2 separate regions of the Homo sapiens genome follow, and region 1 is linked to region 2. A link is an interaction called in ENCODE POLR2A ChIA-PET data of the cell type or tissue named here. Cell type or tissue: OCI-LY7. All regions are shown on one strand. Links, peaks and the distances in the headings refer to the core of each region. The heading gives the core; the rest is flanking DNA. Region 1 overlaps PI4KB (phosphatidylinositol 4-kinase beta). Region 2 overlaps PIP5K1A (phosphatidylinositol-4-phosphate 5-kinase type 1 alpha).

Region 1 (5,373 bases), core at 281-5,280, 84 kb after region 2:
AACAATCCTTCAGAGCCTCACCAAATCTGGAATCAGTGCAGAACTGGGGAAATTTCATCAGATCAACCTGGCTCCAGAATCTGACTATAGCTAACAAAGGACTCAGACTCAGAGGCCTCTTCACAAAAATGCTAATAGAGTGAGTCTAAGACACACTCAAGAGCATGAGCAAGAGGAAAGATTTTGTAGAGTTGGAATACAGGTAATTTCAAAATATTAGTGACATCACCTTCAACCCCGGTGACCCTGGATGCATATACTTTGGGTAGGTGGAATAAGGAGGCCTAGAGATTCTTTAGTCCCTCTGGGAGGCTGTTTTCCACCACCACCCTTCCAGTGTCTGTTCTTGTACGTCTGAAATGTTAAGGTTACTTTTTTTTTCTTTTTGAGACGGAGTCTCGCTCTGTCGCCCAGGCTGGAGTGCAGTGGTGCAATCTTGGCTCACTGCAAGCTCCGCTTCCCGGGTTCATGCCATTCTCCTGCCTCAGGCTCACAAGTAGTTGGGACTACAGATGCCCGCCACCACGCCCGGCTAATTTTTTGTATTTTTAGTAGAGGCAGGGTTTCACCATGTTAGCCAGGATGGTCTCGATTTCCTGACCTCGTGATCTGCCCACCTCGGCCTCCCAAAGTGCTGGGATTACAGGTGTGAGCTGCCGCGCCCGGCCCCAGGTTACTTTTAACTGCCCAATATCATATAGTCCAGCTCCCTGCCTCCCAGCAGTCACCACTAAAGTTTTGCAGAAAGACGGATGGGGAACTCTTCTGTTCTCAGAGATCACCAAAAAAGGCTATTTCTGTTTCTTTCTGCCAACTCTGCCAAGCAAGTTCATTCCTGAATTTAATATCCCTGATGCAGATTGAGCTTGGTATTGGTAAGAAGGTGGCAACTCTTTCACTATGCTCTCTCCCAAAATTAGGTAGTGCCCTCTGAGCAGTAGAACCAGCATGGCTGCCTATGTGGATCTGTCCCTACTCGCAACTGTGAGTTGCACAGGAATAATAAGAAGGAAGCTTTAATCATTCCCTGCCACACCTTCGTAGGGCACTCTCATCAGAGGGTCACCGATTCAACGGGGACCACTACCTTTTAGGTCTGCTTAGAAACTCATGTGATAGCCTCAATCATCTTAAACAATCAACTTCTTTTTCTCAGTCTCTATGTTTGGTACATCCTTTCCTCTCCCTCTAGTCCACAGACTTTTAAGTCACTGAAAGCTCCTAGAAGTACACTTTTCAAAACTTTCAAGGGAAATACAGTTCAGACATTCTCCCACATAATAGTGTCTCAGACCTCACTAGAAAATTTAGCAGATGCCTGCCCCAATTAACTACGATTGGGATTATTACTGGCACCAGGAAGGCAAATAAGGATACTATCACCTCTTTTATCTCACAGACAAAAGAAAAACTCCCAGGGCTCAGCTAAGAATCACATCACAGTATTCAGAGGATTTTGCTACTGAACAGACTCTCCCTCCCGGCAGCTTTTACTCCTCAGGGAGCTAGACAGTGTTGAGAGGTGCAGGAAAAAACAGACTCCTCTCCTATATAAGCAGCTCTACCACTAGAAACCACCAAACTGGAGCTGGGTCTCTTCCCTGGCCTCTCAGGAACCCAGGCACTGCCTGCATCTGAAGCAAGTCATATGGAGAAGAAGGTGTTGTAGGGAATAGGGTTAAATTGCTTTAGCTATTTATTATTACTATTATTTTTATTTTATTTATTTTTTTGAGACAGAGTCTTGCTCTGTTGCCCTGGCTGGAGTGGAGTGCAGTGGCGCAATGTTGGCTCACCGCAACCTCCGCCTCCCAGGTTCAAGCGATTCTCCTGCCTCAGCCTCCCAAGTAGCTGGGATTACAGACACCCGCCACCATGCCCAGCTTGCTTCATTTAGTTTTGAATGCCAAGAAAATATGCCTTTGTGGGCAGGGCATGGTGGCTCACGCCTGTAATCCCAGCACTTTGGGAGGCTGAGGAGGGCAGATCACGAGGTCAGGAGATGGAGACCATCCTGGCTAACACAGTGAAACCCCGTCTCTACTAAAAATACAAAAAATTAGCCGGGCATGGTGGTGGGCACCTGTAGTCCCAGCCACTTGGGAGGCTGAGGCAGGAGAATAGCATGAACCCAGGAGGCGGAGCTTGCAGTGAGCCGAGATCACACCACTGCACTCCAGCCTGGGCGACAGAGTGAGACTCTGTCTTAAAAAAAAAAAAAAAAAAAAGCCTTTGAGGGTAACTGTTCTAAAGAAAATGAAAGGACTGGAAAGCAAAAGAAAAGGTGAAGGAAAAAGTCCTGTATTCAACAGCCTTCCCCTTCTAAGTCAGAGGAATAAGAAAAAAGTGACGGAAGACAATCTAAATTTTTAATATTAAATGACTCCTATGGCCTTCAAGGGGGTTCAGACAACTGAGGCTCTACACTTCACACTGGGAACCTAAATTCTCCTTCCAGTCAGACTGGAAGGGAAATGGAAGAGGCCTCCCCTGTTCCACAGCCTAACAGCTGGCCCCTAGGAAAAGTTGACAACTGACTGAGTTCCACAGCTCCCAACTGGGCAAAGTAGGGAATTCTGGTCTGAGTGACAAGGAATTGTTACAGGTCACACAGAGCAGCAGCTGGAGAAGACACAGAAGATATACACATATGTTCTGTGTGACTGAGCAGTTAAAATACATGTCTGCAGAGGACTCTCTGGGGAGGAGATGCTATCGCTTAACCTAGCTCCCCATTTCTTATCACCTCAAAAGATTCCAGGCAAACAACTTTCTACTGGCCTCCATTAAAGGACTTATTGGATCAGTCTCTGCTAGGACAGAATGGTAAAGAGCCCCAAATCAATCCCCTCACCCAGTTAATCACCATTCTCTTTTTCAAAATTTTTTCCATGGACTAGATAAATATGGATTGGTTTGCACCAATTCTGATATTTTTATGTTCTTATATTTTCATAGAATGGCTTTAAGAGATCATCTGATCTAGTGCCCTGCTTCCAAGCAGGCAGGCTGGCTCAATTTTCCTCCTTTTAAAGGATCCTTTATTTCCCCACCCCTTGCCTTTTTATTTTTTTCCTTTTTCTTTCTTAAGAGACAGGCTCTTACTCTGTTGCCCAGGTTGGAGTGCAGTGGTGGAATCATGGCTCACTATACGATTTCTGGTTGGGGATGCTTCCAAGGAGGAAAGCTTCTTCCTGGCCTCAAGCTACCCTCCCGCCTAGGCCTCCCAAAGTGCTGAGATTACAAAGCATGAGCCACCACAACTAGTCTCCTCTATCCTTTTTTTATACATCTCACAGTCCTTTGAGATGGATCCACAAGAGATGGAAAAACGGGTAAGGAAACCAATATCTGACGTTCATTCTACAAGGTGAATTAAGAGAGACTGTCAAAAGTTAATGGAAAAGAAAGAAAGGTTCAAATATATTAAATATTATTTAAAGTTATACAGGTGTCCAGTAGAAGAAATAAAAATGACATAATTATATAAATGAGAGGTATATCCTCTAAAGCTAAATCCTTGTTTGTAACAATAAGTAAAGAAATAGAGGAACAAATGGCCAGGTGCAGTGGCTCATGCCTGTAATCCCAGCACTCTGGGAGGCTGAGGCGGGTGGATCACCTGAGGTCAGCACTTTGTGACCAGCCTGGCCAACATGGTGAAACCCCGTCTCTACTAAAAAATATAAAAAACTAGCCAGGCATGGTGGCGGGTGCCTGTAATCTCAGCTACTCGGGAGGCTGAGGCAGAACAATCGCTTAAACCTGGGAGGCGCAGGTTGCCGTGAGCTGAGATCGCTGTAATCCCAGCACTCTGGGAGGCCGGGGTGGGTGGATCACCTGAGGTCAGGAGTTCGTGACCAGCCTGGCCAACATGGTGAAACCCCATCTCTACCAAAAAATACAAAAACTTAGCCAGGCGTGGTGGCGGGCACCTGTAATCCCAGCTACTCGGGAGGCTGAGGCAGGAGAACTGCTTGAACCCTGAGGCAGAGGTTGCAGTGAGCCGAGATCGTGCCACTGCACTCTAGCCTGGGCGACAGAACGAGACTCCATCTCAAACAAACAAACAAAAACAACAACAAAAACAAACAAAAAAACAAAGAAATAGAGGAACAAGCATTTTATCTAAAGCTATGGTGATAACCTTCAGAACACTGAGATAATTAAGGAGGTTAACTCTGCGAGAACAGGAGTAGGGATGAACGGAAACAGGACTGCTGTTTTTCTTCATAAACTCTTTGAGTACCATTGGATTTGTTACCAAATGCATGCATTCCTTCAAAAAAAAATTTTTTTTTTTTTGAGATGGAGTCTCGCTCTGTTACCCAGGCTGGAGTGCAGTGGCGCCATCTCAGCTCACTGCAACTTCTGCCTCTCAGGTTCAAGTGATTCTCTGCCTCAGCCTCCCGAGTAGCTGGAATTACAGGCACACGCCACCACACCTGGCTAATTTTTGTATTTTTAGTAGAGATGGGGTTTCACCATGTTGTCTCGAACATGCCAGGCTGGTTTCCAACTCTTGACCTCAAGTGATCCGCCCACCTCAGCCTCCCGAAGTGCTGGGATTACGGGCATGAGCCACGGTGCCCAGCCCAAAAATAATTTTTAAAGAGAGGTTGCTCCTCAAAAGAGACTCCATATCATCTTTGACTGCCTGTTCTGCTGTTGAGGAGTTCCTCCTCATGTCTTAATGTCTAACTCAAACCTTTCTTTAAGGATGTCTCAACTCATCTCTCCCCTTTGACCTCAATGGTAAAGGTAGAGATTGAGTACTCCTTTTTCCTTATAGAAACTCAGGGCCAGGCAGTCAAGCCAGCTCCAGCCCTACCAGGATCCAGGTAACTGCTGACACAAGGGCCCAGAGAGTGTGGGCATTAGGGGAGAGGGCATTCTCAAGCTACTAGCACGAGGGTAGGGAGGGCAGTGGTCTCATGGTAGTTAAGTCAATATTGATTCAGGCTGAGAACTCTGTGCAGAGCCATGGAGCTGGTATAAGCAGATTCCAGCCAGACAGCCCAAGCCAGCTATGGGAGCCGCTACTGAAACAGATGGCAAAGAAAGCAGCCTGTGCACTCACCTCTCTCTGAATTGTTCCTCCCTACTGCGAGTCCCAAATACACTTGGACTGGGTCCCCTCTTGTCCCATGCCAATTATTGAAGGGTTCCTCCCAAACCTCTTCCCCAAATCAAGGAATCTCAATTTGCTGCTTTGGATGGTGTTCAGCATTCTCATGGAGCGTGGACTCAACTCTAAGAAGAAAGCAGGGAAATGAGAGGAAATATGATTTCTGGTTGGGGATGCTTCCAAGGAGGAAAGCTGCTTTTTTTTTTTTTTTTTTCCTGAGACAGAGTTTCACTCAGTCACCCAGG
Region 2 (5,373 bases), core at 287-5,286:
CATATTAAACTGTATTGTGTTTATTTTACATTTGTATCCCTTTCTAAATGTATAATGTCCTTGAAGACAGAAACTCTCTCTTTAATATCTTTATATCTCTGTAAGGAGGCACAGTGCCTACATGGTGGAGATTCAGTAAATGTTTAACTGAATTGAAGCTAGTCATACAAGGTCCTACCACAGATCTGTTCTGTCACAAAGTGTACTTTACCAGAACCTCATTGTGGAATCTTCACAGCACAAATATGTATTCCTTGTTCTTTTGAGAAGGTAGTGTTCTCTTCATGGAGACATACATGGAAAGAACAAAGATGGTCTTGTGGGCTAGGCAGTGGGACTTGGAAAAATTATATTAACTCAAATGAGAGAAAGCTAAGGGTATGTAAATAAAGACTAACCAGGCCGGGCGTGGTGGCTCACGCCTGTAATCCCAGCACTTTGGGAGGCTGAGGCAGGCAGATCACCAGGTCAGGCGTTCGAGACCAGCCTGGCCAACATGGTGAAACCCCAACTCTACTAAAAATACAAAAATTAGCTGGGTGTGGTGGCACGTGCCTGTAATCCCAGCTACTTGGGAGGCTGAGGCAGGAAAATCGCTTGAACCAGGGAGTTGGAGGTTGCAGTGAGCCAAGATCGCGCCACTGTACTCCAGCCTGGCGACAAAGCAAGACTCCGTCTCAAAAAAAAAAAAAAAAAAATTTAGCCTTACAGGTTCACTGTAAGGCTAAATTAAATAATTACATCATGAAAGCTGTCAAGCCAGGCGTGGTGGCTCATACCAATAGTCCCAGCACTTTGGAAGACTGAGATAGGCAGATCCCTTGAGCCCAGAAATTAGAGACCAGCTGGGCAGCATGGTGAAACCGTCTCTATGAAAAATAAAAAATTAGGCAGGTGTAGTGGTGTGTGCCTGTAGTCCCAGCTACTTGGGAGGCTGAAGTAGGTGGATATTTTGAGCCTGGGAGGTTGCAGCTACAGTGAGCCGAGATCACACCACTGCACTCTAGCCTGGGTTACAGATTGATACCCTTTCTCAAAAAAACAAAAAAATTGTGAGATCCTGAAAAATATTTTTATTTCTTCCAAGGCTCAGATCATGTTTTTTTCCTTCCATTAGGTGCTGCAGAGCTTCAAGATAATGGATTACAGCCTCTTGATGTCAATCCATAATATAGATCATGCACAACGAGAGCCCTTAAGCAGTGAAACACAGTACTCAGTTGATACTCGAAGACCGGCCCCCCAAAAGGCTCTGTATTCCACAGCCATGGAATCCATCCAGGGAGAGGCTCGACGGGGTGGTACCATGGAGACTGATGACCAGTAAGTGGGCTCAGGGCCACTAGGGGGGAGAACATAGGCCCACAGCACTTTTCTTTTCTTTTTTTTTTTTTTTTTTTTTTAGTTTCACTCTTGTTGCCCAGGCTGATGTGCTGATGTGCAATGGCACGATCTCAGCCTACTACTACCTCCACCTCCTGGGTTCAAGCGATTCTCCTGCTTCAGCCTCCTGAGTAGCTGTGACTACAGGCACCTGCCACCACACCCAGCTAATTTTTTGTATTTTTAGTAGAGAAGGGGTTTCATCATGTTGGGCAAACTAGTCTACGAACTCCTGACCTCAGGTGATCCACCCGCCTTGGCCTCCCGTAGTGCAGGGATTACAGGCGTGAGCCACCGTGCCCGGCCACAGCACTTTTTCTTTAGGAAGGGACCCAGCTTCTGGAAAGGAGTAGCCTTGACTCAGCAGTTGGATCAGTAACATTATTGTTGACAGAAGTATAGAATGAGCTTGAACGAGCTTTCTTAATACAAAATGAAAAGAAGATTAATTTCGGGTTTATAGTATATGTGGGAAGGAGAGCTGTTCAAGAGTTAAAGACTTAAAAAATTATAGTCTTAAATGCATGTCTGCAAATTATATTAGAACTTTATTAGGGCTGGGCACAGTGGCTCATGCCAGTAATCCCAACACTTTGGAAGGCTGAGGCAGGCGGATCACTTGAGTCCAGGAGTTTGAGATCAGCCTGAGCATCATGATGAGACCTCATCACTACAAAAACTCAAAAATTACCTGAGTGTGATGGTGAGCACCTGTGGTCCCAGCTACTCAGGAGGCTGATGAGGCAGAATTGCTTGAGCCCAGGAGGTCAAGGCTGCAGTGAGCCACTGTACATGCCACTGCACTCCAGCTTGGGCAAAAAGAATGGGACCCTGTGTCAAAAAAAAAAAAATTGTTATAGACTTCTTTGTGGAAGGCATCCTTCTTCATCATGCCTAGTAAGTGTAATTACTGAAGTGTCACAAATATCTTAGATTGTTTCATTTTTTTAAGGTATCCTGTAATATGACTCTCAAGAAGAGTGTCTTAGTGGGCATAAATTAAGATAGCAAAAGTACTGAAGAAGTTGAGTTAATTAGGAGAGCATTCCCAAAATTGCTGAGTAGTGGCAATTTTAGATTCTCTTTGGTGGAATCAGAGTGGAAGAGGTAGGCAAGAAGATTTGGAGAAAACTAGATTATAATACATACTGTAGAGAGTTCCTGGGGTTAGAGGAAGGATCTCATTTTCTCCTGTTTTTTTAATGTATTTTTTTCTCTTTTTGTTTTCTTGATCACTTATTATCTGACCTTCTGGTTTATGGAGGATGAGGCAGTTATGTGTAGGTTTCACTTCCCCATCCTGATCTGACTAAACTAGCCAACAGATTTTCTCACCCTTTCCTTTTTGCCTTTTCCAGTATGGGTGGCATCCCTGCCCGGAATAGTAAAGGGGAAAGGCTTCTGCTTTATATTGGCATCATTGACATTCTACAGTCTTACAGGTGAGGAGCATATGGATCCCAAATTAAGAGAGGGTGGATACAGATAACCAGTCACGTTTCTCTTTTAGATAGGTTTGTTACCAAGTTCTTCCGGAAGCAAGAACAGTGAGTTGCAGTCTGGCTACTTACTTCATTAGTTTTCAGATGGTTTATTTCCTTGATTTTGCCTCTTTCCCCGGCCTTTATAACCCTTCCTCCCCCATCTCCCCAGACATAATGTATACCTTCTGTGGAAAGCTGAGTCAGTCCTTGGAAGCACCAGGGTAGAATATGCCATCTGTCTGGCTCTTTGCAAAAACCTATGAGATGAGTCATGTTCCACATGGGGATACAACTGGAAACGTTACCCTTTTCCAAGGAGGAAAAACAGGAGGGTCACTGTGTTCTGTAAAATGTATTAGACTGTGGAACTAAGAGGCAATGGAGTGATCATCAGGGAGGAGCTGGAATTGTTAGACCCCAGTTTTGTTCCTGTAAGGTTTTAAATACTAATGAGGACTGGACGGTACTTGATTTGTTGGTTCAGTATTATCATCCAGTTTTAACTACCCTTTCCAGTCTTGCCCATCTGTTCCTTCAGCTCTCCTTTTATAATAAATATTCATGTTCCTGATTTGTCAGGGACATAAATTGCCCTTTTCCCATGGGGGGAATAATTGACTTACCTAGAAACAACATTGGTCTCTGTGATGAACCAGCACTGCCATGCCTGTTCTTGGGAAAACCAGTGTACCAGTAGATGTGCTTTCTCAGCTTCTGTCTTTTCAAGATTTTCTATTACCCCTTTAACCCCCTAAAATATAAAGTTATTAAGGTCATTTATTTAAAAATGACGTGAGTAGGTGATGTACATTTTTCTTGCAGGTTTGTTAAGAAGTTGGAGCACTCTTGGAAAGCCCTGGTACATGACGGAGTAAGTAGTAATACTAGAGGCTCTCTTACCGTACACTTCTGCCTCCATCACTTCTGATTGGCCTCAGTTTCTTGCAATTTTTTCTTTTTTCTTTTTTCTTTTTTTTTTTTTTGAGACAGGGTCTCACTCTGTCACCCAGGCTGGAGTGCAGTGGCGTGATCTCGGCTCGCTGCAACCTCCGTCTCGCAGTTTCAAGTGATTCTCCTGCCTCAGCTTCCCGAGTAGGTGGGACCACAGGCGCGTGCCACCACGCCCAGCTAATTTTTGTATTTTTAGTAGAGATGGGTTTCACCATGTTGGCCAGGCTGGTCTCAAACTCCTGACCTCAAAGTGATCCGCCTACCTTGGCCTCCCAAAGTGCTGAGTTGAGATGGAGTCTCGCTCTGTCACTCAGGCTGGAGTACAGTGGCACAATCTCAGCTCACTTCAACCTCCATCTCCCAGGTTCAAGCAATTCTCATGCCTCAGCCTCCCATGTAGCTGGGATTACAGGTGCCCACCACCATGCATGGCTAAGTTTTGTATTTTTAGTAGAGATGAGGTTTTGCCATGTTGAACAGGCTGGTGTCGAACTCCTGACCTCAGGTGATCCGCCCACCTCAGCTTCCCAAAATGCTAGGATTACAGGTGTGAGCCACTACGTCTGGCCCCTTCCGTTTATTTCATCTGTAGGTTTTACCCTTCTGCTAGGGGCTCAGTCTGGGGGAAGATGGCCCTTGGACTAGAGTTCCTCTTGCCGGGCCTCCTAACTCTATAGCATTTCTTCTGCTCTGCAGGACACTGTCTCAGTGCATCGCCCAGGCTTCTACGCTGAACGGTTCCAGCGCTTCATGTGCAACACAGTATTTAAGAAGATTCCCTGTAAGTGGTTTCTACCAATTGACTGCCTACTCCTGCCCAGTGGCTCCCTTACCCCAAGAGAACAGAGGGCAGGACACCTCTGGTAGGGAGCTGCCAATGCCAGAGGCCTCTCCTTCCACCTACATCCCATGAGAGCCATTTCTTGTCCTTTGTGTTAGTCTGTCATAGTCATTTCCAAGTTGCTGTTTCCCCCTTGGCTCTTCCTGCATATGTCAATGAGGTGAGGACCATTTCTGGGGAATTGGGATTTGCAAAAAAATAAATAAATAAATAATGTGTAGTTGTGGATGTAGGATCCATGCCACAGAGATAGGCAGAGCCTATGTACAGAGATACGCAGTGAGGTTAATGGTGTTCTGTTTTGTCTTCTAGACTATCTCAGGTGGTTACAGAAGCATTTACTGATTTCTGCTTAGCACATGTTTTTAGTCTCTTTTCTCAACTTTCTTGTTTAGGAAGTGCCAATATTTTTTTGCAAATCTTCCATGCTGCTGCCATAGCAAATTCTAGCTTCTCTTTCCCTTCTTCTCATATTAGGCATCATTATTCCCATAGCGAGGGAGAGGGGACCTAGGCATGCCAGTCTTAAGGGATATGGAAAAACCAGGCTGGGTGCAGTATCTCACACCTATAATCCCAGCACTTTGGGAGACCAAGGCAGGAGGATCGGTTAAGCCCGATAGTTTGGAACCAGCCTGGGCAACATCATGAGACCTTGTCTCTACAACAAATTTTAAAAAGATAAAAAAATCTTTACAAAGTGATAAAAATTAC

What was found. ChIA-PET counts read pairs that join two places held together with the same protein. Peaks named below come from ENCODE experiments on the same cell type or tissue, not always from the same donor. Only the 100,000 strongest peaks of a DNase experiment are listed, where the experiment ranks them.
Region 1: POLR2A ChIA-PET joins it to region 2 with 6 read pairs; 6 of 35 experiments call an interaction of 5 or more read pairs at or near these places.

What each region holds. Positions count from the first base shown.
Region 1 is chr1:151,319,665-151,325,037 of GRCh38, forward strand. The region is part of intron 1 of PI4KB (phosphatidylinositol 4-kinase beta); the gene reads right to left. Among named protein-coding and RNA genes, the nearest start is that of PI4KB, 5.1 kb to the right of the region's middle. In OCI-LY7, for the core only: no CTCF peak of the experiment used is centred there; no DNase peak of the experiment used is centred there.
Region 2 is chr1:151,235,441-151,240,813 of GRCh38, forward strand. It overlaps PIP5K1A (phosphatidylinositol-4-phosphate 5-kinase type 1 alpha), which reads left to right. Exons shown (of 16, transcript NM_001135638.2): 9 at 1,118-1,323; 10 at 2,742-2,825; 11 at 3,690-3,738; 12 at 4,515-4,599. Among named protein-coding and RNA genes, the nearest start is that of PSMD4, 17 kb to the right of the region's middle. In OCI-LY7, for the core only: no CTCF peak of the experiment used is centred there; a DNase peak (open chromatin) is centred at 2,671; H3K27ac peaks cover 1,214 bases.